Regions from separate parts of the Homo sapiens genome. Here region 1 is linked to region 2. Evidence: chromatin loops called from intact Hi-C (ENCODE). Cell type or tissue: PC-3. All regions are shown on one strand. Links, peaks and the distances in the headings refer to the core of each region. The heading gives the core; the rest is flanking DNA.

Region 1 (16,579 bases), core at 4,804-8,803, 67 kb before region 2:
ATTAAAGCTAGGTACTGTGACCACTCACCTGAGTTTTGGTTCTTATGAAAGTACTCTCTTGTGTGGATGATTGTTTAATTTTGTGCTCCAGCTGGAGGAGGGGAATGATCACTGGAAGGTTCTATTCAGCCATCTTGCTCCACCTCCTATAAGTTTTTAGCATCTTTCTCTTTACCTGTGCAATCATTCTCTAGGTAGGACAAGGTACTCACCTGGACTCTAGCAATACTCTACAGATTTCTTTGCATTGGTCTCCCTAAGTCCTTCATGGTCAGATGTGGAAATTAAACACATGTAGCTTTAATTCATTCTCATAGCTACAAAGCATTCTATAATATAGATGTATAATAATTTAATTAATTCTTAACTTATTGAAAGATGTCTAGATTTTTAAAAATTATTATAATACTTTAGGTTCTAGGGTACATGTGCACAACGTGCAGGTTTGTTACATAGGTATACATGTGCCATGTTGGTTTGCTGCACCAATCAACTCGTCATTTACATTAGGTATTTCTCCTAACGCTATCTGTCCCCCAGCCCCCCAGCTCCCAACAGGCCCTGGTGTGGGATGTTCCCCTCCTTATCTCCATGTGTTCTCATTGTTCACCTCCCACTTATGAGTGAGAACATGTGGTGTTTGGTTTTCTGTCCTTGTGATAGTTTATTGAGAGTGATGGTTTCCAGCCTCATCCATGTCGCTGCAAAGGACATGAACTCATCCATTTTTATGGCTGCATAGTATTCCATGGTGTATATGTGCCACCTTTTCTTTATCCAGTCTATAATTGATGGGCATTTTGATTGGTTCCAAGTCTTTGCTATTGTGAATAGTGCCACAATAAACATATGTGTGCATGTGTCTTTATAGTAGCATGATTTATAATACTTTGGGTATATAACCAGTAATGGGATCACTGGTTCAAATAGTATTTCTAGTTCTAGATCCTTGAGGAATCACCACACTGTCTTCCACAATGGTTGAACTAATTTACACTCCTACCAACAGTGTAAAAGCATTCCTATTTCTCCACATCCTCTCCAGCATCTGTTGCTGCCTGACTTTTTAATGATCGCCATTCTAACTGGTGTGAGATGGTATCTCATTGTGGTTTTGATTTGCATTTCTCTAATGACCAGTGATGATGAGCATTTTTCATAAGTCTGTTGGTTGCATAAATGTCTTCTTTTAAGAAATGTCTGTTCATATCCTTTGCCCATTTTTTGATGGGGCTGTTTGTTTTCTTCTTGTAAATTTGTTTAAGTTCTTTGTAGATTCTGGATATTAGTCCTTTGTCGGACGGATTGATTGCAAAAATTTTCTCCCATTCTGTAGGTTGCCTGTTCACTCTGAAGATAGTTTCTTTTGCAGTGCAGAAGCTCTTTAGTTTAATTAGATCCCATTTGTCTATTTTGGCTTTTGTTGCCATTGCTTTTGGTGTTTTAGTCATGAAGTCCTTGCCCATGCCTATGTCCTGAGTGGTACTGCCTAGGTTTTCTTCTAGTGATTTTGTGATTTTAGGTCTTACATTTAAGTCTTTAATCCATCTTCAGTCAATTTTTGTGTAGATTTTTAACATCTCCACGAGAAATAAATAACTTTGTCAATTCCACTTCTATAGGATAGATTTCTAAAAGTTTATTTGCTGTGCTAGAGACGGGTGAGTGAGAGAGAGAGAGAAAAAAAAATTGAAATTTAGAAAAAGGTTGAAAATACAAATTGCTTAGGCTAAGTTGCTGAAATCATGTCTGTATATTCCCAAATACTTAACCTTATATTTCCTACAAAGAGGGTCATTCTCCTTACATAACTAAAATATAATTATTGGTTATATTAACACTGATTCATACTATTCAATCCTGACTCAAATTTTGCCAGATGTTACAATAATGTTCTTCACAGCAAAACAATCCAGTTCAGACTCCTACTCTGAATTTAGTTATCAGTCTTTTTTACTTCATTTTTGAACAGTTCCTAAGATGTTTTTTGATATTCCTGAAGATTTTAATTCCATTAGCCAGCCAACATTTCTGCACAAGCTGAGCAATTTGGATGTTAATATTTTAAAAAGAATTGTTTTTCCACAAATGAATATAAAGTGACATCTCTGCTGTTTTATTTGCATTTTATTAACTAGTAATGAAGTTGAGCACGTTTTCTCAAGTTTTTGGTGATTTGCATTTTCTCTTATCTATTTTTCTGTCAGATTATTTTTATATTTTATAAGCACTTAGAAAATTAATCATGTATGCTGCAAAAATTATTGTTCTGTATTTTTCTCTGGACTCTGCTTATGGTGTAAAACTATAACTCAAGATATTTGCGTTGTTAAATCTATCAGTCTTTCCTTTCAGATTTAGTATCTTGCTAAAAGACTTCATCTGAAGGCTTGCAAATGTTCTTTTACACATTATTTTAATATTTTTAATTATTTTATATTTAGATTTTAATGTATCTAGAAATTAATTTTATGTAATATGAAGCAGTGTCTTAATTTTTGTTTATTTTAGAGAAACAGCTAATTATGCCAGTACCGTTCATTAAATAATCTATTTTTCTCCAAATTAGAATGACACTTTTGCCATATGTTTTCTACATATACTTGATTTATTTCTGGATTTTGGTTTATTTCATTGACCTATTTGCCAAACTGTGTTTACATTTTTGTTATGGTAACTTTATATTAAATTTCAATAATCTTGTACAGCAAGCCATCTTTTATGATTCTTATTTCCATTTTTTTGGTAATTTTTGCTCATTCAATTTTCCATATTATTTTAAAAATATTATTAATACTGGTAACAGCAAGTATGCCAAAATTTTATTTCTAATTAGAATAAAATTAGATCCACACATTATTTTAGGAAAGATTACATTTTAAAGATATTGTCTTTGTCTTCATTTTTATTCTTTGGCTTTGAATACCATTTTATCTAATATTAATATGACTCACCTATTTTCTTTTCCTGTTAGATATTTGTACAGCAATTTTTTTCCACTTTTAACTTCATTTAAATGTACTTCCTATACATATCTAGTAGTTGGATTTTTTTTTTAATAATTCAACCTATCATAAGGGAATTGCCATTAGCCATGTTAAACATTTTTAAATTAAAACCATCCCAAGAATGCCAAATTTTACATCCAGATGGCAGAAAATTTAAATTATAATTATTATATCTATGTAATATTAGTATTTATTCTCTTCTTGTTAATGCTGAAACTAGAAATAACACTACCCTTCAAAAAGTTAACAGAAGTGCCATGAGAATGCAACTGATAGTTCTGTCAGGTTTTGTCTGTCGGTTGAAACTTTTGTCTACTTCTTGGGTTCTTAGATGTAAAACCCTTTCAATTTGCATCTTTTAAGTTTGTAAACAGGGCATTTTTTCTGATGTTTGTTTCTGAGAATTCCTACATCATTTCTGGTTGGCGCTCTCCTCTCATACTCATATTCTTTTGTACTCCAATCCACATTCCACATTCAAAAGAGAGAGAAAATTCAGAGCTCATTAAGGAGTAACGAAGATTTAATTATTTCTGCTATAAGGTGTCAAATAGATCCAATAATGACATAACAACAAATAATATTGAGAATAATGCTCTGATTATTACACTTAGTTGACAATAGTCCTCATTCATGAAAAGAAGTGTTCATTCTAGGCTTCTCAGTTCAGATGAAATATACATATATATTTAAGAAACACATTCCAGACATATATTGCATAACAAAGTTTCAGTCAGTGATGGACCACATTTATGATGTTGGCCATAGGAGATTATAATCCAACTGAAAAATTTTTATCTCCTAGTAACATAGCAGCTGTTGTAACATCATAGGGTAATATGTTACTGGAGTGTTGGTGGTGATGCTGGTAGAAACAAACTTACTCTGCTGCCAGTAGCATAAAGGGCACAGTAATGTTCCAGGCCTTCCCATTTACTCACAACTTACTGGCTTCCCCCAGAACAACTTCCAGTCCACCAAGCTCTGTTCATGCTAAATGTCCTCTACAGGTTTATCGTGTTTACTGTATTTATACTGTATTTTTACTATTCATTTTCTATATGTAGATATTTTTAGATACACAAATACTTAGCATTATGTTGCAGTTGCCTACAGTATTCAGTAACATGTTGCATAGGTTTGCAGTCTAGGAGCAATAGGCTATCTCACATAGCCTAGATGTGTAGGAGGCTATACCATCTAGGTTTGTGTAAATACACTCTGTGATGTTCACATGATGACAAAATTGCCTAATGACAAATTTCTTAGAACATATCCTCATTGTCAAGCAATGTATGACTGTGATGTCGTCCTTTATAAATACCCTACTCGATCAGTTGTGACTTCAATACAGGATGCTCTTACAATGAAATATAAGTATTCAGGGACTAAGTGAGGCTTTTCAGCCTCCTCTAGAGAAAGATTTTTGAAAACAATGATTGCTTGGAATAATAATTTAAAACACTTTTTGCATGTGAATCAAAGTCATCATCTCATTGTTCTTGGATTCATAAGAACATAAAGGGGAAATGTGCAAATGTTTCAGATTCCAATTAGAATACAAGAATAATGGGTAGGGATTTATAAAGGATGACATTACAGGCCAGGTTTTCTTTCATTTTTACCTATTGAATTATTGATTTAGAAAAGCATTTTGTTTGCTTGTTTTTCTCCAGAAAGTCTTTGGTGTGTATATAGTAAGCCTGGACTTCTGCTAATGTTCTCATTATCTTAAATCACACTGTCATGTGTCTCCTCCAGCAGATCTGTTTTGCTGGTATTTTCTGTTTATTCTTACTGCCCTTCCTTTCTCTGGCTTTTGGGACCCTATGTAATGTTTAGGTATTTTTGTTTTCTGCTCTCTAGAGCTAAGGTTTCATGTTAGGGAATGCTAAATTACTTTTGTCTTAACAGGAGATGAAAGATGAAGCACTTGTGTCTATCCTGTGTGTCAATGATATTAAAGTAGGTAGGTTTCCACTCCTTTGATGGCATATTCAGAAGCAGCCAGTAAATCTCCCAGTTTTAGAGCCAAGGATGTCTCAGTCTATCTGTTTGTCTTTTTGTTTGTTTGTTTTGGTCTCTTGGGGGCTAAGGAGAACCAGCACATGTATGGAAACCTGATGTTGATCTTTTCTCAGGATTCCAGACATTGGTCTGAACATTTCTCTGCTGGCTCCCCTGCTTATCTCAGAGAAATCCTTTATACCAGTTCTCTCTACCAGGACCCTAACCAAGACCCCAGTCTCACTGGCACCCAGCCGCCTGTAAACTAAAAGGAGCTGTTTAATTCAGAAAGTGAAGGTAAATTGAAGTTAATATTGGAGAGGAAGAGGAAGGTAATGAGGAGTCATGTTCCAAAATCTTTCACAGAAACCTGTTACTATTGGGTAAAATCTTACATAAGAGCTTTGCTTTTTATTTGTTTTGTGTTATAATTTATTAATTTTTTTTCGTGTTTCTCAATTCAGAAAGTAGTATTACTTATGGTACCTTTTCTCTAGAGAGAAAAAAAGGTCGTATGAGTGGCTCCTTATTAGGACTTGGTCATCCTGCTACCCCCTTTATGTTAACTGAAGGCATAATAGAATAAGACATAAAGGTAGCTGGCCCTGATCAGTTATGCCCTGTCCTTTAGGCTAGAACCTCAAGCCGCCTACTGGCTCTTATTTCTGGTCTTGCACAACAATACGAAATGTTTTCTGCCCTCCTCAAAACACTCTCTTCTCTTGGCTTCTGTTTATTTCTGTTTCCTTCTATTCTTATGTCTGCTGCTTCTCATCTTTTTACCTGGTTCCTATGTATGTATCCAAATACTGTATGTTTGAGCTTCTCAACAATAGGGCATAGAGCCCTGTTCTTTCAATTCACAGGTAATCTCAATTTTTTTTTTTTTTTTTTTGTGAGATGGAGTTCCACTCTTTTGCCCAGGCTGGAGTTCAGTGGTGTGATCTCAGCTCACTGTAACCTCTGCCTCCTGGGTTCAAGCGATTCTCCTGCCTCAGCCTCCAGAGTAGCTGGGACTACAGGTGCGTGCCACCACACCCAGCTGATTTTTGTATTTTTAATAGAGATGGGGTTTCACCATGTTGGCAGGATGGTCTCGATCTCCTGACCTCGTGATCTGCCCCCCTTGGCCTCCCAAAGTGCTGGGATTGCGGGCGTGAGCCACCACATCTGACTGTAATCTCAACTTTCAAAAAAGTAAATCTGAATAGTTTTTCCAGAAAACTCTTCCTTTTTTGTCTTAACCCTCCTCATTCCTGATCCTCATTTAGAAGTTCAGTAGCCTGTTTACTTCCTCTGTGATAATTATAGGAAACTCTTTTTGCTTTAGTTTTCTCATCTGGAAGAATAGTAGAGCTTACATATTATGTAATAATATTAACCACTTTAATGCTTACTGTGAAAATTAAATGAGTACATTTAGAAGGTTTAAACAGGGGTCAATAAACTTCTTTTATAACAGGCCACAGAGATAATATTTCAGGATTTGTGAGTCATGTATAATTTGTCTCTCATATTATTCATTCTTTCTTTCCTTTTTCCCACAATCCCTTAAAAATGTAGATTTAGTTTTAGCTTATTGTCTATGTGAAAACAGAATGCTTACTGGATTTATTGTCTATGTGAAAACAGAATGCTTACTATTGCCACAGGCAATAGATTGATGACCCTTGGAACAGAGTCAGGTATATAGTAAGCGTTCAATAAATGTTAGTTATTATTATAAATTACATAGTACAGTGTTTTATGTATTATATGTTTACTTTAAAAAATATGTATCCCATTAAAATTTAAATTCTTTGAAGGAAAGGATACTGTCTGTGTTCACCAGTGATTTATCACAGTGCCTGACACATATAGGTGCCCTCTCTCTCTCTCTATATATATATATAATTCATTTTATATATTACCTATATATATCAAATAGATATAAGTATATATTATACATTATATATAAATGTATAATATTACAAATATACATTGGTAATATTAATAAAAAATTAGTGAAAAGAAGATAGATTATTCAGGTAATTCCATAAAGTTTACTTAATATATGGTATTGGTTTGGGGATGATTGATTAGTTTTTCGGGGGAAAAACTGAAAAAAAATTGATCCCAGTGTTTATTGAAAAATAAAATGCAGCTCAATCAATACGTGAAAGTTAAAAAAAAAAAAATGATAGGGGAGGTAGAGCACAGTGGCCAAATAGAAGACTCTAGCAATTGTCCTCCCAGCAGGAACACTGAAAAATTATCCACAAAAAAAGCACTTTCATTAGAACCAAAATTTAGGTGAGTGAGGGGTGATCACAGTACCTGATTTTAACATCATGTTAAAGAAAGAGAACTGAAAAGGATAGGAAAAGCAGTCTTGAATCATCTATACTACTCCTCCTCTATCCCCCAGCAAAGCAACTTGGCACAAAGAAAGAATTTGTATGCTTAGGGGAGGGAGAGTGCAGTGATGTGGAATCTTGCATTGGAACTCAAAGGTGTCCTGTCACAGTGGAAAGCAACAGGAGCTCAGCCGATGCCCATGGAGGGGGCATTTAGGCCAGCCCTAGCCAGAAGCAGATTGTCCATCCTAGTTGTCAGACCTGAGTTGTGGCAAGCCCCGCCACCACAGGCTGAAGTGCTCTGGAATCCTAAAGAAACTTGAAAGGTAGCCTACGCCACAAGGATTGCAATTCCTTGACAAGTCCTAGTGCAGAGCTGGGCTCAGAACCGGTGGACTTGGAGTGCATGTGACCTAGGGAGATACCATCTGGAGCAACTAAGGGAGTGCTTGTGTTAGCCCTCCCCCAACTCCAGGAAGTGCAGCTTACAGTTCTAAGACAGACTCTCCTCTGCTTAAGGAGAGGAGAGAGGAGAGTAGAGAGGATTTTTGCTTGCAACTTGGATACCAGCTCAGCCACAGTAGAATATGGCACCAGGTAGAGTCCTGAGGCTTCCATTCCAGGCCCTAGCTTCTGGAAAACATTTAAAACACAACCTAGACCAGAGGGAACCAACTGCGTTGAGGGGAGGGACCTAGTCCTGGCAGAATTCATCATCTTCTGCCTGAAGAAAGAGACCTTGGGCCTGTATAATCAGCAGTGGGATAGCCAGGCAGTACTTGCCACAGATCTTGAGTGAGACTTATAGCCATGCTGGCTTCAAGTGTGACCCAGTACATTACCAGCTGTGGTAGCTATAGGGAGAGATCCCTTCTGCTTGAGAAAAGGAGACAGAGAGTAAAGAAGACTTTGTCTTATAGCTTGGGTACCAGGTTGGCCACAGTGGGGTAGAGCCCGGAGTGGGTTCTTTGGGTCCCTGGTTCCAGTTATTGGCTCCTAAATGGCATTTTTGAACTTGCACTAGGGCAGAGAGGAGCCTAAAGTCCTGAAGGGAGAGACTCGTGGCTGGTGGCATTCACCACAAGCACACTGAAGAGCCCTTGGGCTTGAGTAAACATGGAGAGTTGCCAGGCAATACTTGCCTCGGGTAAAGGGTGGTGGTGGTCATGAGGAGGCACTCCTCTGCTTGAGGAAAGGGGAGAGAGGAGTGAGAAGGACTTTGTCTTGTGGCTTGGATGCCAGCTGAGCTGCAGCAAATAGAGCACTAGGTAGATTCCTAAGGTTCCTACCTCCAGGCCCTACCTCCCAGAGGAGATTCCCCAGACCCACCACGGGCTAAAGAGAGCACATTGCCTGGAAGGGAAGGACACAAGCGTGCCTGGATTTACCACCTTCTGAATGTAAAGTCTTTGGGCCTTGAGTGAACATAGGTGGTAGCCAAGCAGTGGTCGCCGTGGGCCTTGAGTGAGGGCCAGTGGTGTGCTGTCTTTGGGTATGACTCAGTGCAGTCTCAGTGGTGGTAGCTATAGGGGTGCTTGTATCATCTCTCCCCCAGCTCCAGATCAGCACAGAGACAGAAACTTTGCTTTGGGGAAAGTAAAGAAAGAGAACAAGAGTCTCTGCCAAGTAATCCAGGGAATTTTCCAATATATTACCCAAGACCATAAAGGCAGTACCTGTATGAGTCTGCAAGAGCCACAGCATTACTGGGCTTGAGATGTCCACTAAAACAGATGTGGCTGGAGTGACCAAAGACTTAGATCACAACACCCAAGTCCCTTTTGAATACCTGGAAAGCCTTCCCAAGAAGGACAGTTACAAACAAGCCTAGATTGAGAAAACTATAATAAATACCCAAATCTTCAATGTCCAGACACTGGTGAACAACCAAAAGCATCAAGATTATCCAGGAAAATATGATCTCATCAAACAAACTAAATAAGGCACCAGTGACCAATCTTAGAGAGACAGAGATATATGACCTTTCAGACAAAGCCTTCAAAGTAGATGTTTTGAGGAAGATAAACAAAATCCAAGATAACAAGAAGAAGAAATTTAGATTCTATCAAAAAATTAAGAAAGAGATTGAAATAATATAAAATAACCAAGCAGAAATTCTGGAGCTGAAAGATGCAATTGACATACTGAAGAAAGCATTGGAGTATCCTAACAGCGGAATAGATCAAGCAGAAGAAAAAATTAGTGAGCTTGAAGACAGGTTATTTGAAAATACACAGTCAGAGGAAACAAATAAACAAAAGGAATACAAAATAATAAAGCATTCCTACAAGATCGAGAAAATACCCTTAAAAGGGCAAATATGAGTCATTGTCTTTAAGGAGGAGACAGGGAAAAAGAGAGAGAGAGAGACACAGAGAGAGAAACATTGTGGTAGAAAGTTCATTCCAAGGGATAATAGAGAACTTTCCAAACCTAGAAAAAGATATCAATATTCAATTACAAGAAGCTTATAGAACACCAAGCAGATATAACACAGATAAGACTGCCTCAGGACATTTAATAATCAAACTCCTAAAGATCAAGGGTAAAGAAAGTGTTCTAAAAGCAGCAATAGAAAGAAACATGTAACATACAAAGGAACTCCAATATATCTGGCAACAAACTTCTCAGTGGAAACTTTACAGGCCAGGAGAGTGGCATGACATATTTCAATTTCTGGAGGAGCAAAACTTTTATCCTAGAATAGTATATCTGTTGAAAATATACTCCAAACACAAAGAAAAAACAGATGTTTCCAGACAAATAAATGCTTAAGAATTTAGTTAACACCAAACCTGTTCTACATGAAATTCTAAAGGGAGTTCTTCAGTCTGAAAGAAAAATATGGTAGTGAGCAATAAGAAATCATCTGAAGGTACATAACTCACTGGTAATATCAGGTATATAGAAAAACTCAGAATATTATAATACTGTAATTGTGGTGTGTAAAGTTCTCATCTCTTGCAGGAAGACTAAAACATGAACCTATCAAAAATAATAAGTATGACAACTTTTCCAGACATAGACAGTATAATAAGATATAAAGAGAAACAACAAGTTAAAAGTTGAGGGGATGAAGTTAAAGTGTAGAGTTTTTATTAGTTTTCTATTTGCTTGTTTGGTAGTTTGCTTCTTTATGAAATCAATGTTAAATTGTCATCAATTTAAAAAATGTATTATAAGATGTTATTTGCAACCTTCATGGCAACTTCACATTAAAAAACCTCCAGCAGATAAAGAAAAAATAAAAAGCAAGAAATTAAAATATACTATATGAGAAAATCATCTTCACACAAAGGAAGACAGGAAGGAAGGAAAGAAGAAAACTAAGATGACAAAACAACCAGGAAGCAAATTTTAAAATGGCAGAAATAAGTTCCTATTCCTGTCAATTCTTGTCAATAATACCACTGACTGTAAATGGACTAAACTCTCTAAATCAAAAAATATAAAATGACTGAAGGGATTAAAATAAAAACCAAGACCCAATGATCTGTTGTCCACAAGGAACACAATTCATCTATAAAGACACACAGACTGAAAATAAAGGGATGGAAAAAGATATTCCATGCAAATGGAAACCAAAAAAGAGCAAAAATAGCTGTATTTATATCAGATAAAATAGATTTCAAAAGTATAAAAAAAAGATCATTATACAATAATAAAGGTTTTCATTCCACAAAAGGATATAACAATTATAAATATATATGCACCCAATGCTGGAGTACCCAGATATATACAACAAATATTATTAGAGCTAAAGAGAGAAATAGGCCCAAATACAATAAAAGCTAGAGACTTAACACCCTACTCTCAGCATTGGACAGATCATCCAGACAGAAAATCAAGAAACATCTAACTTAATATGCACTATAAACCAAATGGATCTAATAGATATATAAAAACATTTTATCAAATGGTTGCAGAATACGCATTCTTCTCAGCACATGGATCATTCTCAAGGAAAAATAATATGTTAGGCTACAAAACAGGTTTTACAAAATTTTTAAAAAATGAAATTATATCAAGTATCTTGTCTGACTGCAACGAAATAAAACTAGAAATAACAGTAAGAATTTTGGAAACTAAAAAGACATGGAAATGAAACCGTACGTTCCAGAATGACCAGTAGGTTTATAAATAGATTAAGAGGGAAACTAAAACATTTATTAAAACAAATGAAAATGGAAATGCCATGTACCAGAACCTATTGGATACGGCAAAAGCAGCAACAAGAGAAAAGTTTACAGCAATAATTTCCTACATCAAAAAGTAGAAAAGATTCAAATAAACAACATTGGGATGCATCTCAAATAACTAGAAAAGTAAAAGAAAACCAAACTCAAAATAAGTAGAAAAAAAAATAAAGATCAGAGCAGAAATAAGTGAAATTGAGATTAAAAAAAAACACAAAAGATTGATTACAGTTGGCCATTTAACAATATATAGATTCAAAGCTACTCACGTTAAATTAACAATGACTTTCTCCACAGAATTATTTTAAAAATCTATGTAAAAATTCATATGGAACCAAAAAAGAGCCCAAATAGCCAAAGCACTTCTAAGCAAAAAGATCAAAGCTGGAGGCATCATCTTGCTCAACTTCAAACTATACTAAAAGGCTACAGTAACTAAAATAGCATGGTACTGGTACAAATCAGACACATAGATGAATGGAACATAATGGAGAGCCCATACATAATGCTGCAACCTACAACCATCTGATCTTTGAAAAGTTGACCCAAAACAAGCAATGGGGAAAGGGCTACCTGTTAAATAAATGGTGCTGAGATAACTGGCTAGCCATATGCGGAAGATAGAAACTAAACCTTTTCCTTACACCATATACAAAAATCAAGTCAAGATGGATTAAAGTATTAAATGTAAAACCTAAAACTATAAAAACTCTGGAAAATAACCTAGGAAATACCATTCTGGGCATAGGCCTTGGCAACAATTTTATGATAAAATCTCCAAAAGCAATCATAACAAAAACAAAAATTGACAAAAGGGACCTAATTGAACTAAAAAGTTTCTGCACAGTGAAATAAACTATCAACAGAGTAAGCAGACAACCTACAGAATGGGAGAAAATATTTGCAAACCATGCATTTGACAAAGGTCTAATATCAAGAATCTATACGTCACTTAAACAAATTAACAAGCAAAAAGCAAACAATCCCATTAAAAAGTGGGCAAAGGTTGTGAGCAGTCACTTCTCAAAAGAAGACATACACGTGGCCAAGAAGCGTATGGAAAAGTGTTCAACATCACTAATCATTAGAGAAATGTAAATCAAAACAACAAGATACCATCTCACATCAGTCAGAATAGCTATTATTAAAAAGTCAAAAAATAACAGATGCTAGTAAGGTTGCAGAGAAAAAGAAATGGTTATACACTGCTGGTGAGAATATAAATTAGTTCAGCCACTGTGGGAAGCAGTGTGGTGCTTTCTCAAGGAACTTATATCAGTATTAGCATTCAGCCCAACAATGCCATTGCTGGGTACATATTCAAAGGAATATAATTATTCAACTATAAAAAAATGCATGCATATGTTCATTGAAGCACTATTCACAATAGCCAAGACATAGAATCAACCTAAACTGTGGTACATATATATCACAGAATACTGTGCAGCCATATAAAAGAACAAGGTTATCTCTTTTGTATCAACATGGATGGAACTGCAGGCCATTATCTTAAGTGAAATAACAAAGGAACGGAAAACCAAATACCACATATTCTCGCTTATTAATGGGAGCTAAAGACAAAGAATACATGGACACAAAAAAGGAAACTACAAACACTTGGGCCTTCTTGAGGGTGGACAGTAGGAGGAGGAAGAGGATTAAAAAAATACCTATTGGGTACTATGCTTATTACCTAGTTGATGAAATAATCTGTACACCAAACCCCTGTGACATGCAATTTACCTATATAACAAACCTGCACATGTACCGCTGAAGCTAAAATCAATGAAGTTTAAAAACTGCATTGGTTGTAGTGTACTGTTCTATGGGTTTTGAGAAACCCATAGAATCATGTATTTATATACATGGAATATAGAATAATATAAAAATATATATATAACAGTGTGATTGGAATGTTTGTAACATAAAACAAGATAAATGTTTGAGGCGATGGAAATCCCATTTACTCTGATGTGATTGTTACACACTACATGCCTGCATAAAATATTTCATGTTCCCTATAAATATATACACCCACTATGTATTCATAAAAATTAAGAATAAAATTTTTTTAAAAAGCAGTGGGCTGCATGATATATACAGACTACTTACATTTTTTAAAAGTTATTCATTATTTTATCAGTTTGGAAACTTTATTGGCTAAATTTTTCTTTTCTTGGGAGAAAGTTTTGGGGGAGGGCACCTGAGTGAGTAGGAGACTGACTTTCACATTTATGTTACTTAATTTTTTTTTTACCATGTTAATGTTATTTCTTGAATATAAATAGAAAAAAAGTAAAGCAGTATATTTCCTAAGTACTATTTATAAATTAGAAGAACAGACTAAGCATTTTTAAAATTCTGGCATAGCTAGTTCTTATGGAAACTTTCTTGATATCATTGAAAAGCTCGAAGTTCTCAGCATCATTCTTCTCATTCTGCCACTTGCTAATTTGTTATTTCCAAAGGGTTTCTAGCAGATGATTTTTCTCTAGAAGTTTCTTTTTTGTTTCTGTCTCTATTTTTGCCTTTAAGTGTGTCTTTGTTTCTGTAATTTGATTTTCAACAATATTTAAAATGTATAATTATGTTAAACTTCTGTGAGAATAAGAGGGTATGATAGGTGAAACAAACTCATGTAGAAACAACTTGAATTTTGAGTTTTTCTTCTTTTACCAATTTAATTATTCAATTATCTCTTTATTGCTCTGAAATTGCCTGAAATTTGGCAAATGCTGTGCCAGGATCTTTGTTTAACATAATAAGTCTTGTTTAGTTTTCTCCTTTTACTCTGCATCACCTTGAAAAGGAGATTTAAAGAGTAAAAATTAAATTAAATAATTTCAATTTTTCTTTACCCTATAAAATTCACCATTGATAAAGTTTAGATATACGTTCCCTCATGTTGAAATGTTCCCATGTTCAACATGTCCATCTCATGTTGAAATTGGATCCCCAGTGTTGGAGGTGTGCCCATATAGGAGGTGTTTGGGTCATAGGGGAAGATTCCTCATGAATGTCTTGGTGCCATCCTCAAGGTAGTGAGTGATTTCTCACTGCTAGTTCCCAAGCAAACTCATTGTTAAGAAGAGCCTGGCACCTCCTCCTCTCTCTTGCCTCCTCTCTTGACATGTGATACGCTGGCATTCCTTTACCTTCTGCTGTGAGTGGAAACAGTCTGGGGCCCTCACCAGGAGCAGATGCTGGTGCCATGCTTCTTGTTCAGTGTGCAGAACCATGTGCCAAGTAAACTTCTTTTCTTTTTAGATCACCCAGTCTCAGGTATTACTGTATAGCAACACAAATCAACTAAGACAATAATCAATTCCCATTTTCTTCCACTGTTGTAAACCAAACTGACTACTATTCTTCTTATACATCTGATTTTGAAATCTGTACAAAATTCTTTCTGTATTTCAGTTGATAAACATTTGTTGACCAAATTATGCAATTAATATTAAGTATTTTGAAATTAAAAATTAAAATAAGCAAATAGCTAAAAATCAAGGTAGAGTTATTGCTAGCAATAATAAATAAACAATAAACTAATAACCAAAATAACTAAAATTTATTGAGTTCTGTTGCATAGGTATTCTCCTAAAACCTCCACATTCATTATTATTATACACATGCGTGTATAATTCAAATACGTGCCTCGAAGAAAAAGTCATTTTTAGAAGTATCACATAAAAGCTACTGGTATAATATTCTGGTAGATATGATGCATCTCCATGACTTTAATAATTTTACATGTGAAAAAACAAAGCTGGGGAGATGTAAATATTTACAATATTGGGGGCAATAACTTGCCTCAAATTATTCAACTACTTAGGGAGTAAATTTGGATTAAAATTTATTTTGTCTCCAGAACTCACATGCTAACCACTACTTTTTGCTTTTTTCAAACAATCAATGGACTATATTGAGCATTTACTATACAATAGACACTATTCTAAGCACTTTGATGTGTTAATTTACTTAATCCTAACAATGGTCCTGTGAAGCTGCTATTGTTGCCATTTTACAGAAGAAAACAAGATATGCAAGGAGAAGATGGTAATTTATTTTATTTTGTTTAATTTTCATGTTTATTTTAGTTTTCGGGTGGGTACATGTGCAGGTTTGTTATAAGGGTATATTGTGTGGTGCTGCAGTTTGGGCTTCCATTGATCCTGTCGACCAGATAATGAACATAGTACTCAATAGGATGTTTTTCAGTCCTTGCTCCCCTGCCTTTCTCCCTCCTTTTAGTGTCTATTATTCTCATATTTATGACTGTGTGAACCTAATGTTTAGCTCCCACTTATAAGTGAGAACATGGAATATTTGGTTTTCTGTTTCTGCATTAATTCACTTAGGATAACAGCCTCCAGCAGCATCTATGTTGCTGGAAAGGACGTGATTTTATTCTTTTTTATTACTCTAGTATTTCATGGTGTGTGTTTATACCATTTTCTTTATCCAAGCCACCATTCATGGACATGTAGGATGAGTCCATGTCTTTTCTTTTTTTTTTTTTTCTTTTTTTCTGAGAGGGAGTCTCACTCTGTCACCCAAGCTGGAGCGCAATGGTGCAGTCTCGGCTCACTGAAACTTCCGCCTCCCAGATCCAAGAGATTCTCCTGCCTCAGACTCCCAAGTAGCTGGGACTACAGGTGTGTGCCACCACAGCTGGCAAATTTTTGTATTTTTAGTAGAGACGGGGTTTCACTATGTTGGCCAGGCTGGTCTCAAACTCTTGACCTCAAGATCCACCCACCTGGGCCTCCCAAAGGGCTGGGATTACAGATGTGAGCTACCATGCCCTGCCGAGTCCATGTCTTTTCTGTTGTGAATAGTGCTGTGATGAACATACATTTTCATGTGTCTTTTTTGGTAGAACATTTTTTTTCCTTTGGATATATACCCAGTAATGGGATTGGTGGGTGGAAAGATAATTATATTTTTAGTTATTTGAGAAATCTCCAAACTGCTTTCCTCAGGCTCTAAACTAATTTGCATTCACACCTGCAATGTATAAGCATTCTTTTTT
Region 2 (16,579 bases), core at 4,861-8,860:
GAAGGGGATTTTCCCTTAGAGAAGAAAACCCTGGCCACCTTTTTGAAAAATCCAAATCCAGAAAACTTTTTTTCTTACATGAGTCAGTTCCCTTGAGATAGATTGTCATCACTGATATTAAATCATATAAATATGGAAGATCCATATGTTCGCAATAATTGGCTAAGTAACCCGTGTTTAGGAACAGAGAAGAACTCTGCTGAGAAATAAAAGATGTTATGGTCTTTTCTTGATTGGTTCTAGTGAAAATGAAATTGGTAGAGGCAGCTTAACTCCTACGGGAATTATTCCCTTTCATTTTAGTGAGGAAGGTGGGTATGCTGAGCAAGAATGATCGTATCTGAAAGATGAAACACCGCTAACAAAAATTCCAACTTTTGCTTCTTAGTTCTTTGAAAAATAGCAAAGAATTCTGTAAGCAACTCTTAGTGGGGCTCTTCAAATAACAAAATTAGTGGCTTGGTAACGTTTTAATAAAACTCATCTGCCTCCATCAGGACCCAGGTTTTAGAAGCCAGTTGTGGAGTGCTTCATTAGATTTCACACACAGATCACTCTTCACCAGATGTAGTTTAGCTAAGACCAGAATCTGAAAGAGGTTATATCATAGGAACACTGGCTCTTGCTGAGAGCAGGTCCAAATACTGGCTATGAGAGAGTAGTCTTTGAGCCCACAAGGACCTTCATCTCAATGGATCTCAGGCCAAGGACGCTTCAGAAAAGAGATTGCTGAAAAAGGGACTGATTGCTCCAATGTCTAGCTCATTGTTAATTGGATTTAGTGTCCAGATCAAAGTCTTTCCTTCTATGTCCTTATGTAATCCCAAATGGTGACAGAATTGATTTATGGTCATGAGAGATCCTTCTCTACATTTGGTACTAGAAATTGGCAGCTGCTCTGAGAATCCTGAGAGGCAGAGTAACTTGAACACGGATTTGGGAAATTTACAAATTCTTCTGATGGGAAAATGATAGAGGGATATTAAATATCTTACAGAAAGTATAAGATACCTTGTCGTCTTTCTACAGACTAGATGGCTTAAATGTGATGTGCTGACATCTCTTCAAAGGCAGGTATATGTATTTCCAGTGTCTTTCAGTGAGAAATGTTCCTTATTTTTTTAGTATATTTTGCATCATTACCATGATAGTTTTCCTTCAGTCAAAACTACTTATTAAAAATTTATTTAAAAATAATTCAAAGTGCTTGTTGGAACTACAAAAATGTGCAATATTATTTTACGGTTCCTATATTAAGATGCTTAAGTTTAGTTTGCCAAGTAACCTGAAAGATCACTTGTTCTTGTGTGTTTTATAATCCACTCTAACACATGTGGGACTGAAGTTTGGAGCCAAAATATTTTTTTTCCCTTACTGTTAATTCATTTGCAATTCTAGACCTCCAACTGAGGTGAAACAACTTGCTTGTTGTTCCTCAGAATCTTTCAGTTTTGTGAAAGATAATGGTAAAGACAGACCCAACTAGCCCAAACATATCAATACGCAATGTAATAGATTTGTTTTCTGCTTATTATACTAGATTCAAATATACTTCTTGAAGAGCATGTTTCTTAACCACATTTTCATCAGAATTCACTGGAAGAAACATCATTTTGATTCTTTAATAAAGTGCTGTGTTTCTCTCAGGGTATAAACTGAATTAGTTCAATGCATTTCTTGAATTATCTGGAAGCAATTTTTTCCTAGGCTAACATATATAGAGACACTGCCCCACCCCTGCCCCCCACCCTGCCCCCATGCACACATGTTCCTTTTTCACTCTTAGGCTTTTATTCCTTGTTAGAAATTTTATAAAGAATATAATAAATATTTAATTTTTTCCTGAGTTATTGTTTCTGCAACTAGAACGCAAGCTCTATGAATGTAGGGGGTGTTGTCTATTTTGTTTATTGTTGCTCTCCAATACCAAAAATGTACCTTGTCCATTGTAGATGTTCAATAAACATTGGTTCCATGAATATGTGACTATTCCTGAAACTTGAATTCACTGGACAATGGCACAAGCTCTTCGCCGGTTCTTGGTTTATGTATCTGGACAGTCATTATAGCTCTAAACTAAACAGCAGAGAAAGGCTGGTTTATTCCACTAAAGAACCAGTAAAATATAATAATTAGGGTTTTTCAGGAAAAATATGATGGGAAGTTGAGCCTCCCTTCAAAGAAACTGAATTAGCCTTGTCAATTATGTATTGAGATTTAAAATGGGTTGCATATTATGGCAACTTTCTTTTTAAATGGAGCCTTTGCATCAATATAAACTTCATGGTTAAAAGTCACAGTAAGATATCTTGCTAACACATTTGAAATCTGACTTTTCCCCCATTAAGATATATCCAAAGAATAGTCAGATAATTTTTTAAAAGGTATAATGTTTAATTGTTTCAAGGAATACAATGAGGCTGTTCAAAAGTACTTAAGGTAAACACATATTTAAATATCAAATAATAAAATATTTTGGTATGTGCTTATTCAAATTTAACTCATAGTACAAATCTGGTTAAAAGAAAGGGATTACTGTAAATGAAGGGTAATTAAGGCACTACATTCTGCAGAATTGGGTTCTACTCCATTTTGAAACAAAATGTTGGTAATTGAATCAAAATCACAGCACAGAGAACAATAATGCTATAACATGTGCTGAAGTCAGATTTAGAATCACAATGAAAAGTATTGTTTCCCTGTTGCTGTTTTTTTTGTTTTGTTTTGTTTTTAGTGTTAATTATTTAGTAAGTAAAGTTTAGAGAACTAAGAAAGTAATAACTATAGACAATGAATTTGCTTGACATTCCTATGCTCTTCACATACATTTGCAGTAGTTTTATCACAATACAGAGTTTCTCTAATGGGCACAGAGCCATTCATTTGAGAGACCTTTTATGTGAGGGTAATATTTTACTTACTTGTAGCAGCAGCTTTGCAGCTGCTTTCTTCATACAGATTCTGTAATTATTGAATTTGGGGAACAATCAATCACTAAAATTAAGAAAATGACCCCAGCATACATTCACTAAAAAGTCAAGAGCATTTTTTTGTTGTTTTTCTCAAGGATCTACTTACTATAATTGTTGGAAATATGGCTTACTAATAATTCAGAAAAAAGGGTTGATTCAAGGAGAGGCTGGGTAAAAATGTTCCTTCCAGGGTTGATGAATCTACACTTGCCTCAACAACCTGAATATCCTTCCCATAAAGGACAATAAAAGAACTATGGCTAACTGATTTACAAAGAGATTTTGGAAGCAGGCAATTCTTTCTGTCCTGGAACAAATCTTTTCTAATGCATCCAGTCACATCAACAGAGATAGAAGTATTTGTCAAATGCATTTTTTTTACATAGTAAGATGCTACTCCTTAAAATGTGATACAATTAAAATTATGCAGAATGAATTATGAAGTGGTGCAATATTTGCTTTTATCTTTTCAGTCCCAATTTAAACTCTGCTTTACTTTGATAATAGTTAAAGTAATATTGCTAAATAGAGGAATTTGAATATAAAATTTCACCACCTGATTACAATTAATATTGTACATGTATGTGAATAATTTTTGACTTTTTTGTCCTTGTGTGGCACAGAACATGGGACTATTGTTCTGAGAAGTAAAACCTGAATGTTCCAATAATGGAATTTTTTTCTGCCTAACTTTTGCTATGTACAAAATAAGGTCATCAGTTTTTTACTGAGATGCCTCTCTGCTTTTATCTTCCTCTTTTCTTCTAGTTATAATTCCTATTATTCCAAAATTCAGAAAGGAACAATTCCCAAAAATGTGTTCTGAGATGATTGTTCATGCTGTTTTAAGCTTCCTTTTCCTATAATCCTAGGCTAAAACATTGCAAGAATCAATGTGTAACTAATACTTTGGGGAAAACATTAATTTCTACCACTAGCTTTGTAGGTTTTACATAATTCTTTATGGCACCTAATTATTATTATCATCACTAGGACAATATTGTTCTAAACCTTTTATGCCTCGAGGATTGAGGATCTTTCAGTCATACTGATTAAACAGCTTTGTTTTATGTGCAAGTGGCACATGTCTTATGTGGATTTTGTGAGATAATGGACAGGTTTTCAAATTCATTACTATGCTTCTGTGGCAATAAACATTTTCTAATTATATTCTCCTCTGATTTAAAAGAAAGCAGTAATGGTTTTAATACAAATAAATTATTTATAAATTGATAGCTCAGAAAAGTGCATGAGAAACATGGTTGTTTCCATTCCTTATTATTAGAAAGAGGCTCACACAAACCTTTGATATCAAAGTACTCAGCTGCTACCTCTATCATCTATGTTTTTTTCTGTATGCCAAATTGTCCCATATAGCTATAATTATCTTTAAATAAATTGTCAGAAAGAAATAAAATAACTTAGGAAAATGTCTCCTACAGCAAAACAGTCTTTGTAAATATTGCCTTTCTCATTCCCCTTCTCAGAAACTCAGTATCTAGCAAAGAATTATGTGCAAATGTCTCCCAACATATGTCACAATTGGTAAGTGAATTAAGGAATAATACTTTCTGATCATGTCATATTCAGCATTTTTCAGGTGAATGTAAAAAAATAACATCAACAACCAAAACTTTATAATGTTAAGTTTCAGTACCACCAGAGATTCTGGTAAAATATTAGCATGGACAAAGTAATGAACAGGTCTGTGTTTGAAGTCAGAAAAAAATCTATATATCCTGAATTTTCTAAATATTTCTTTTTGATGAGAAGTTTAGACATGGTGGGAATAAGTTTTCCTTCAAATGCTCTTATAAATCTATGTTTTCTTTGCCTTGATAAACTATTTTGGAATTATTAAATTGCAGCTGCAGAGGAAAGTGATTTCAGCAATACTGCACTCTGTATGCTGTCCAGAGTTTCAGTCAATGGGGGATTCACATACTGTGATATCAGGGATCTGATTTGAGGATCTGAAGAGGGAGACCTGGGAGAAGAAAGGATCCAGTGCTTGCTCATACATTATTTTAAAACCTTTATTAGCACTTTAGATGTCAGAGTAATGAGAAAGAGGGAAAATACCTTTGTCTCTAGTACATAATGAATCTACCCCTTAATAGACTGGTCATGCACAATGAAACATAACTGTGGTTTACTTACATATGTCAACCGACATTTCCCCAGGCTGCTTTGTGTGTAGGGAAGAGACGAGCTTTTGGAAATTAGGAATGTACTAGTAAGTAGGAGAGCTTGCAAATTGTCCCAATTGCAATAGGACTTTATTTCAGTCCATATTGGGTTCTAATAAAAGTATTCCCAGTGGGCCCAATTCAATAGCTTCCTGCCATAAAACATCTACATATGTTGCAGGAAGCATCAAGAGCAGAAGACCCTTGAGAGGAAAAAGTCAATAATAACGTATCTACAGAACCTCTCAGTATCAAGAAAACATACACCTGCACTTCCGCAGCTGGTGAACCAGAGATGCATCAGAATGCCACAGCTCTGTGTCTGTGCCCTGGACACATAGAAAGAAGAGTAAATATTGATGAATAATTTCCACTTCCCTTTACTTCCCTATTTTTGTGTTTAATACTCTAGGCAAGGGCAGCATTAAAAAAGCAGAGCCAATAATGACTTATGATGTGTGATTAGAAGGGGAAAGAGAAATAGACCCTCACCTTCAAATGGACCCTCCTTATGTTGTTTGAACTTTCCCATATTAAATACTTCCTAAAGTACCTTCATAAAAACTGATCATTTGAGCCGAGATTGGTACCTTTTCAGGAAGCCATCGCATTGGTTTCCTGCGTGTGCCACTCATGGCTGCCACATTCAGTGTCTGGTAGAATGGAGATCAAGTAGACAGAGTTTAATGAAGCAATAAATTGGGAGACTGTGCATTCTCCTAAACCAGGAAGAATACACAGGCAGCTGCTCCTCCCATACAGGACTCTCTAAGCACTGGGTCTCTGGGTTTTAGAGCAAGAACTAAACAGAAAGGTGGTTGGATCAAACCTCACCATCATTCTACCATTGATTGGGATCAGCCCTGACTAGAGGCATTTGTCAATGGTAAGTGAAAGTTATTTTGCTGAATCAAAGAGAGAAAATATCCAGAAAATATAGCAGCAATGCTTGAAATATCTATGTAGAGTCCATACTTAGCCCACCCAATGATGTCAGTCATTACTACAGATTTTAATAAAATAATTAAAGGCTTTTACTCCAATATCACCCTACTAAAACTACTTCCTTAAAAGTTATCAATGGCCTAATAATTAGTATATTTAATTATCTTTTTCACTCTTCATTGTTTTTTACACACACATTTTTATCCCTTACATTTTTTAATACTTCAGTGCCTTTGTCCATGAAAAGTGCCAGAGAGAGATAGTGTCTTGAATCTTGACTCAAAAGTGATCTCATGGATTTAAAACTACAAATTACTTTTCTGCTATGCATCAGAAGGCAGTTGCCCTCAGGCAACCTGATGCTTACTGCTTAAAAAAGCAATTAATTAGGCAATTGATTAAGAAAAGAAAGAAAAAGGAAGACTTCTTGCAGCATTACTCAGAACATATGTACATCTGTCCATGAGTTGATGGACTCCAGACGAATTTCCTTCTTCTCTATGCACAACTCAAAGTTAAAAATAGGTGGAGTTCAACTTCTAACCTGATGTGTATATTGTTGTTGCCTTTCTTCCATTGGTGAAACATACACAGGGCTAGATAAATTATTTACAATCTTTATTTTCTGACATTTATAAGCAATGTTCCTAATACTTTCAATAAGGGTTAGTCTTCTCTTTTAAGGTGTTTGGTTTTGAATTCAAAATATGAGGATTTATATGATTCTGGAACATCTCCAGATTTACAAATTCTTCGTTGCATTACAGCTCTTTAGAGGTAAGGGTGTGAAAGGACGTGTAAATATTTGGTGAGTAGCCTGAGTCATTCCAATGGAAATATTCTCCTTATAGTATTTTGGCATAAACTGAAAATGCCTCAGGCCTGGGCCTTGAGTTTTGATTCAAATGTAAAAGATTGAAAATGAATGTAATATATAGGGACATCTTTAATCATCCCCCTGAGTCCTATATTTTCCATAAATACCCATCATAAAATGGGAGTTTCCTAATGCGTGTTGAATTAGGAAAGTATAGTGTAGGTGTGATGTCTGAGAGAGGCCTTGGTGAGGCAGAAAGTGAGGACCAAGCCATCTCACTACTGCTACTTCCCAACTTAAGCAGGTAGAAAGCAAAGAGTTTTCTTAGGTTAAGTGAAATTTCCCAATTCTCTAATATAGCTGAGCCTCTGAACCAGTGGTATAAAATCTTAAAACTGGAGGATATGACTAGATTCTGCCTTTACTAATTGGCTTTTGCTATTTCAACTCTGTTTATGATTTTATGAGAACTGTACTATACATGTTACCTAATCTTTTTTATCATTCTTGTATTTTGTAATTTTTTTATTTAGATAATAACACATATACAAAAAATATTGAAATTTTTACATATATATCTACTGACTTTACCACAGCCTGGATTAAGATGTAGAACATGAAGTATATCACAAGAACTGTTCTCATGCCCCTGTCATCCATATCACCCCATTAAAGGTAATTCTTATTCTGGTTTTTATTACTATTAGTTCTACCTTTTTCCAAATTTCATATGAATAGAAATTTATAGTATATACTCATTTACGTTGTGGTTTTTTGGCCCAAATTATGCCTGCAGTAATCAGCTATAATGTTGTGTGTGGCAGTAGTTTTTTTTTTTTTTTTTTAATCACTGGGTAGAATTCTACTATGAATATATCACCGTTCACTTATCAATTCTACTGTTGAAAGACATGGTTGTTTCCAGGTTTTTGATAATTTTAACAAAGCTGTTTTGAACATTCTTGTACATGTCCTTTGCTGCACATATGCACTCATTTTTCTTTGGCATATATGTGGGGGTGAAATTTGCTGGGTCATAGGATAAGTAGTGATATGTTTTGGGTCTGTGACCCCACCCAAATCTCATGTCCAACTGTAATTCCCAGTTGTCGAGGGATGGACCTGGTGGAACATGATTGGCTCATAGGGGTGGTTTCCCCCACTGCTGTTCTCATGAGATCTGATGGTTTTATAAGGGGCTCTTCCCCCTTTGCTCTCTGCTCACACTCTCTCCTGCTGCTTTATGAAGAAGGTGCCTGCTGCTTCTTCCCGTGGTTGTAAGTTTCCTGAGGCCTCCCCACCCAAGCAGAACTGTGAGTCAATTAAACCTCTTTTCTTTATAAATTACCCAGTCTCAGTTAGTATCTTTACTACAGTGTGAGAATGGACTAATTCAAGTGGCATTAGATTATGCCAAACAGATTTTCAGAGTGGTTGAACCATTTTATAGTCTCCTTAGCAATACACAATGGTCTGGTTGCTCTACATCCTTGCCAAAGTTTGTGTAATTCAACCGTTGTGTAGCATGTAGCAGTTTTTCCTTCTTAATTCCCATGTAGTGTTTTACTATGAATATTCCACAACAAACAAATCCATTCTACTACTGAAAGACGTGTGAATCCTTAGCCATTATGGTGGGGTATAATGGTATTTCTCACGGCTTCAGTGTTTCATGATGTTGAATACTCTTCTCATAACTTTTGCAAATATGAGAACATGCCTAAAATATATGAATGTTATAGGTTGAATTGTGCTCCCCCCTCACTCATATGTTAAAATTCTAGCAGTAAGTACCTCAGAATGTGACCTTATTTGGAAATAAGGTTGTGGCAGATGTGATTCTTTATGTGAGGGTGAGGTCATACTGGAGTATGGTGAGGCCCTACCCCAAAATTACTGGTGTTCTTATAAAAGGGAAATTTGTACAAAGGGATGCAAACATGGAGGATGCCATCTAAAGATATATAGGAAGAAGATGGTCCTTCACGTCCCTTGTAAGTTGGATTCCTAGGTATTTTATTCTCTTTGAAGCAATTGTGAATGGGAGTTCACTCATGATTTGGCTCTCTGTTTGTCTGTTATTGGTGTATAAGAATGCTTGTGATTTTTGCACATTGATTTTGTATCCTGAGACTTTGCTGAAGTTGCATATCAGCTTAAGGAGATTCTGGGCTGAGACGATGGGGTTTTCTAGATATACAATCATGTCATCTGCAAACAGGGACAATTTGACTTCCCCTTATCCTAATTGAATACCCTTTATTTCCTTCTCCTGCCTGATTGCCCTGGCCAGAACTTCCAACACTATGTTGAATAGGAGTGGTGAGAGAGGGCATCCCTGTCTTGTGCCAGTTTTCAAAGGGAATGCTTCCAGTTTTTGCCCATTCAGTATGATATTAGCTGTGGGTTTGTCATAGATAGCTCTTATTATTTTGAGATACATCCCATCAATACCTAATTTATTGAGAGTTTTTAGCATGAAGCGTTGTTGAATTTTGTCAAAGGCCTTTTCTGCATCTATTGAGATAATCATATGTTTTTTGTCATTGGTTCTGTTTATATGCTGGATTACGTTTATTGATTTGCATATGTTGAACCAGCCTTGCATCCCAGGGACCTCTTCAAGGAGAACTACAAACCACTGCTCAATGAAATAAAAGAGGATACAAACAAATGGAAGACCATTCCATGCTCATGGGTAGGAAGAATCAATATCGTGAAAATGCCATACTGCCCAAGGTAATTTATAGATTCAATGCCATCCCCATCAAGCTACCAATGATTTTCTTCACAGAATTGGAAAAAACTACTTTAAAGTTCATATGGAACCAAAAAAGAGCCCGCACTGCCAAGTCAATCCTAAGCCAAAAGAACAAAGCTAGAGGCATCACACTACCTGACTTCAAGCTATACTACAAGGCTACAGTAACCAAAACAGCATGGTACTGGTACCAAAACAGAGATATAGATCAATGGAACAGAACAGAGACCTCAGAAATAATGCTGTGTATCTACAACCATCTGATCTTTGACGAACCTGAGAAAAACAAGCAATGGGGAAAGGATTCCCTATTTAATAAATGGTGCTGGGAAAACGCTAGCCATATGTAGAAAGCTGAAACTGGATCCTTTCCTTACACCTTATGCTAAAATTAATTCAAGATGGATTAAAGACTTACATGTTAGACCTGAAACCATAAAAACCTAGAAGAAAACCTAGGTAATAGCATTCAGGACATAGGCATGGGCAAGGACTTCATGTCTGAAACACCAAAAGCAATGGCAACAAAAGCCAAAATTGACAAATGGGATCTAATTAAACTCAAGAGCTTCTGCACAGCAAAAGAAACTACCATCAGAGTGAACAGGCAACCTACAAAATGGGAGACAATTTTTGCAATCTACTCATCTGACAAAGGGCTAATATCCAGAATCTACGATGAACTCCAACAAATTTACAAGAAAAAAACAAACAACCCCATCAACAAGTGGGCGAAGGATATGAACAGACACTTCTCAAAAGAAGATATTTATGCAGCCAAAAGACACATGAAAAAATGCTCATCATCACTGGCCATCAGAGAAATGCAAATCAAAACCACAATGAGATACCATCTCACGCCAGTTAGAATGGCGATCATTCAAAAGTCAGGAAACAACAGGTGCTGGAGAGGATGTGGAGAAATAGGAACACTTTTACACTGTTGGTGGGACTGTAAACTAGTTCAACCATTGTGGAAGTCAGTGTGGGGATTCCTCAGGGATCTAGAACTAGAAATACCATTTAACCCAGCCATCCCATTACTGGGTATATACCCAAAGGATTATAAATCATGCTGCTATAAAGACACGTGCACATGTATGTTTATTGCGGCACTATTCACAATAGCAAAGACTTGGAACCAACCCAAATGTCCAACAATGATAGACTGGATTAAGAAAATGTGGCACATATACTCCATGGAATACTATGCAGCCATAAAAAATGATGATTTCATGTCCTTTGTAGGGACATGGATGAAGCTGGAAACCATCATTCTCAGCAAACTATCACAAGGACAGAAAACCAAATACCGCATGTTCTCACTCATAGGTGGGAATTGAACAATGAGAACACATGGACACAGGAAGGGGAACATCACACACTGGGGACTGTTGTGGCGTGGGGGGAGGGGGGAGGGATAACCTTAGGAGATATAACTAATGTTAAATGACAAGTTAATGGGTGCAGCACACCAACATGGCACATGTATACATATGTAACTAACCTGCACGTTGTGCACATGTACCCTAAAACTTAAAGTATAATTAAAAAAAAAAAAGAAGATGGTCATATACCAGTCAAGGAAAGAGTCCTGAAACAGACCCTTCTCTCACTGTCTTCAGGAGGAATTTACGCTGCGAACACCTTGATTTCAGACTTCCAGCCTCCAGAACTGTGTGACTATACATCTTTGTGGTTCTAAGTAACTCAGTTTGTGGCCCTTGTCATAGCCATTCCAGAAAAGTAATACAATAAGCAATTATCTCCTCATCACTTCTTCCTACAATAGGACTGCTACGCCTATTGATGAGGTGTTACCTGTTTCTTCAAAGTAAATGTCATTTATATTGCAACCTGAATGGCAGCATTGTTGCTCATTGCTTTCTGTTTCAGCATTCTCTTCAGGATACATTTTGGAGCCTGCCATTACAGAAGTTAATTTGGGGATAAAATAGGATGGAGTTGAACATCGTAGATTTTCATGTAAAGCATAAGCAGAGCAGAAAACAATTTGAGAGTTCATTAACCCCTTTGCTAAAACAAGTCTCAAAGTAATGTTCCAACTTTGTTTTCTGCTTTGCCAATTCTGTTAAAGGAAAATAAATTTTCTGTCTGGCCTTTATTGAGAACGGCTTGCATTTCACAGTGCACTAAGCGTATTTGTGTGCCCCACTAACTGATTAGAAAGTTGATGTAAATGAAATAAAATTTATAAGTCTGGAATGAGATTCATGAGGGTTTATATATCAAAATATATACTTTACCTAGTAGATTTAAACTTGAATTGGAATTCAAACAATTCAATTTTTTTTCAGTTCTGCACTGTATTTGCCTGAGTTATCTGCCTGCACTGTAATTTTCACTCTAATATTATCTGACTCAGTGAATTAGAGATTGTAAGTAAAGCAAATGAAATACGAGAAAAAACATTTCTCTCCAAGGAATGTAAAATTTATAAGAGAGGTGCTTAGTAAAACAGCACACTTAATAGCATTGTATAAATACACCTTTATGTATTACAGATGGGAAAACATGCCTCAATAGCATTTGTTTCTGAGATACTTGCTGCATTACTAGAAAATAACAGCTGGAGCATCAAGAACAGAGAACTTAACACCCAAGGACGACACTGTGACCATCTGTGTTGGTGAATACGTTCCTAGGTAGGGGGTGTGCAAATGCATAACTGGTGGAAACGGATGACTTTTTATTTTTTTCCTTCTTTTTTCTCATTGAAATAAATATGGTTATATTAGAGAAGGTCAACTGACCTTAATACATAGTTTAGAAAAAACTAACCTGGACAAAGAATTGAGAGCTCTGAACTGCAATTAAAAGTGATAATTATCTTCATTTATTTTCTAAGTCAGAGTATCTGAGGGAAAGGCAGCAGGTTGGTATATCTGTATTTATGAAGCACTGACAGGGAAAATTAAGCTATATAAGAAGGTCAGCTTTCTTTCCTATCAACTCCTCCAGACTGTTCTTTAGAAAATGTCCTGAAGTGCATCCTGACATTCCTCGATGTGCATAATGGGCAGTGAAAGGTCACAGGTGGGCACACATTCAAGATGGTGTAGCTTCTAGTCTGCAACCATTTCTGTGAGTAGTCCACTAACATACCACTTTTTGGCACAACAATACAACACAGAATCTCTCTTTTCCAGATACCTAGGAGTCAGCCAATTCTTTGACCAAAGTTTATGTTAAAGTTTGGGACATGACCTATCTTATTGCTCAATGCTTTCTGTTTTAGTCATTTCCCCTGTGACTGGTTCACTATTCATAAATATTGAACCCCACAAATTGCAGTATCAATAGACACAGTTTTGCTTTAGCAAAAGCTTTGACTTGGAATTTTGCATCAATCAGGCCCCTTTGAATCCAAGCAAATAATGAGAAGTGGCAGCTCAACAGATAGAAATAGACATTTGTCACGTGAACCTACTGCATGTTAGATTTAGTAATTATAGAACAGGGACAGGATACAGCCCACCAGCGTTTAGGAAATATTCTTTGGGTTCCAGGTTCAGTATAAACATGTAAGGAGATACATAATTTTTACCCCAAATATTAAAATATGAAGTATCATTTTATCCTAGGATTCAAGGTGCTTTATAGTTCTAGTAATATTGAAACATCTCTTTCAAATAATGAAATAAATGTTACCTCTGGGACGTCACATCATCTTTGTATATTCTCCATATACAATCCTATATATATATATGTGTATATATATATATATGTGTATATATATATGTGTGTATATATATATATATATATATATACACACATATATATATATATATACATACAAATCTGAAGTGATTTTTATATACTGCAGGTAAACGAAACTTGAATTTCAAAACAAATACTCTTATAAATATCCCTGATATACCAGCTGTGTATTTATGGCCCAAGTTGTGAAGCAAGGGTTTCAAAATATTAGGCCAATACCCCCTCCATCTTGTCTACGTGTTAATCTGTTCTATTGGGATATATTATCTTGCTGTTTCCTCAAAATAAGGAGAGCGGGTGTACACATCAGAAACTTGCTCTTTTTAATTGATTCCTCATAACAGAATTTCAGGCCTGCAAAGGGTTTTAGAAGTCATTTAGTGCAGCCCTAAATTCACTGGCTACACATTGTCTACCAAGAAAAGCACCGAACATTTACTAATCATGTTCAGTATGTCTTCTTGTGCCTTGAGGTGTCTTTATTTATTTAAATCTCAGCAACACCTGGGACCCACAGACTGCAGACTGAGAGACGAGTGAAGGGGGCCTTTCAAAGTAACAAAACCAGATAAGGCAAGAGTATTTGAGGTCTATTTATTCTCCACTTGCCTTTCTCAACCTTTGTTGATACATGATGAGCCTGGACAAGAATTATAGTTGCTTTTGTTAAAAAAAAAAAGTTACTTTGTAATGTACTTTGGAAGAGAGGTGCTAGAAAGAGGGAAATTACTGTCTTCAAAATCTCTGCATTAATACACCAATCATGTACGATTGCCCAAAAACCTGAGTGTACTTACATTTTCACCTGCCCACATGCTATTCCTAGTTTTTTCTACTGTCATTTATGTCATTCTGTTAAGAGAATACAAGCTGATGTCTGTAGTAAAACAGACTCTCAGTTGCTTTTTAGAATTTCTTAGCAAGAACATACAGGATAGAACTGAAACATTCTCATTTACTGATTTTTTTCTAGTATTCCTCATATACCAGAAATATGATTTAACTAGAGGAAAATATAACAAAGCACTTTTGTCAGGTGCATAGTTCGCAAATATTTTCTCCCATTCCACAGGATATCTGCTTACTGTGTTGATAGTTTTATTTTTTAATTTTTTTTTTATTTTTATAGGTTATTGGAGAACAAGTGGTGTTTGGTTACATGAGTAAGTTCTTTAGTGGTGATTTGTGAAATGTTGGTGCACCCATCACCCGGGCAGTATACACTGCACCCAATGTGTGGTCTTTTATCCCTCATCCCCTTGTCACTCTTTCCCCTGAGTCTCCAAAGTCTATTTTGTCATTCTATGCCTTTGCATTCTCATAGCTTAGCTCCCACTTATGAGTGAGAATGTAATGATGTTTGCTTTTTCATTCCTGAGTTACTTCACTTAGAATAATAGTCTCCAGTCCCCTCCAGGACACTGGGAATGCCATTAATTCATTCCTTTTTATGTCTGAGTAGTATACCATCATACTCCATATATGTATATATGTGTGTGTGTGTATATATGTGTGTATATATATGTGTGTGTATATATGTATACATATACATATGTATATACACATATATACACACACATATATACATATATATACACATATATATATACACACACACACAGAGTTTATTTATCTACTTGTTGATTGGGTTGATTCCATGTTTTTGCAATTGTGAATTGCAAATTGCGAATTGTGCTGCTATAAATGTGTGTGCAAGTATCTTTTTTGTATAATGACTTCTTTTTATCTTGGTAGATACCCAGTAGTGGGATTGCTGGATCCTAGTTCTACTTTTAGTTCTTTGAGGAATCTCCACATTGTTTTTCATTGTGGTTGTACTAGTTAACATTCCCACTGTAGTGTAGAACTGTTCCTGTTGACTTCATGCACGCCAACATCTATTATTTTTTTATTATGGTCATTTTTGCAGGAGTAAGGTGGTATTGCATTGTGGTTTTGATTTGCATTTCCCTGATCATTAGTGATGTTGAGCATTTTTTCATATTTTTGTTGGCCATTTGTATATCTTCTTTTGAGAATTGTCTATTCATGTCTTTAGCCCACTTTTTGATGGGATTGTTTGCTTTTTTTTTCTTTTGCTAATTTGCTTCAGTTTGTTATAGATTATGGATATTAGTCCTTTGTCAGATGTATAGATTGTGAAAATTTTCCCCCACTCTGTGAGTTGTCTGTTTACTCTACTGACCATTCCTTTTGCCATGCAAAAGCTCTCTAGTTTAATTAAGTCCCAGCTATTTATATTTGTTTTTATTGCATTTGCTTTTGGGTTCTTGGACATGAAATCCTTGCCTAAGCCAATGTTTAGAAGGGGTTTTCCAATGTTATCTTCTAGAATTTTTAAAGTTTCAGGTCTTAGATTTAAGTCCTTGATCCATCTGGAGTTGGTTTTTGTATAAGGTGAGAGATGAGGATTCAGTTTCATTCTCCTACATGGCTTGCCAATTATCTCAGCACCATTTGTTGAATAGGGTGTCCTTTCCCCATTTTATGTTTTTGCTTGCTTTGGTGAAGATCAGTTGGCTATAAGTATCTGGGTTTATTTCTGGGTTGTCTCTTCTGTTCCACTGGTCTATGTGCCTGTTTGTATACCAGTACCATGCTGTTTTGCTGACTATGGCCTTATGGTATAGTTTGAAATCAGGTAATATGATGCCTCCAGATTTGTTCTTTTTGCTTAGTCTTTTTTGGTTCTATATGAATTCTGATTGTTTTTTTCTAATTCTGTGAAGAGTTATGGTGGTATTTTGTTGGGAATTGCAGTGAATTTGTAGATTGCTTTTGCAGTATATTCATTTTCACAATATTGATTGTACCCATCTATGAGCATGGGATGTGTTTCCATTTGTTTGTGTCATCTATAATTTATTTCAGCAGTGTTTTGTAGTTTTCCTTCTAGAGGTCTTTCACCTCCTTAGGTATATTCCTAAGTATTTTATTTTATTTTTTGCAGTTATTCTAAAAGTGGTTGAGTTCTTGATTTGATTCTCAGCTTAGTTGCTGTTGGTGTATAGAAGAGCTACTGATTTGTGTACATTGATTTTGTATCTGGAAGCTTTGCTGAATTCTTTTATCAGTTCTAGGAGCTTTCTGGAAGAGTCTTTAGAGTTTTCTAGGAAAATAGTCATATTATCAG

The links. A loop is a pair of places that touch in the nucleus more often than their neighbours do. Peaks named below come from ENCODE experiments on the same cell type or tissue, not always from the same donor. Only the 100,000 strongest peaks of a DNase experiment are listed, where the experiment ranks them.
Region 1: a loop joins it to region 2, with 4 times the contacts of the local background. A loop is called at or near these places in 1 of 110 quality-filtered maps.

What each region holds. Positions count from the first base shown.
Region 1 is chr5:98,251,016-98,267,594 of GRCh38, reverse strand. No RefSeq gene overlaps it. Among named protein-coding and RNA genes, the nearest start is that of LINC01846, 98 kb to the right of the region's middle. In PC-3, for the core only: no CTCF peak of the experiment used is centred there; no DNase peak of the experiment used is centred there; H3K27ac peaks cover 675 bases.
Region 2 is chr5:98,184,449-98,201,027 of GRCh38, reverse strand. No RefSeq gene overlaps it. Among named protein-coding and RNA genes, the nearest start is that of LINC01846, 31 kb to the right of the region's middle. In PC-3, for the core only: no CTCF peak of the experiment used is centred there; a DNase peak (open chromatin) is centred at 6,967; H3K27ac peaks cover 1,124 bases.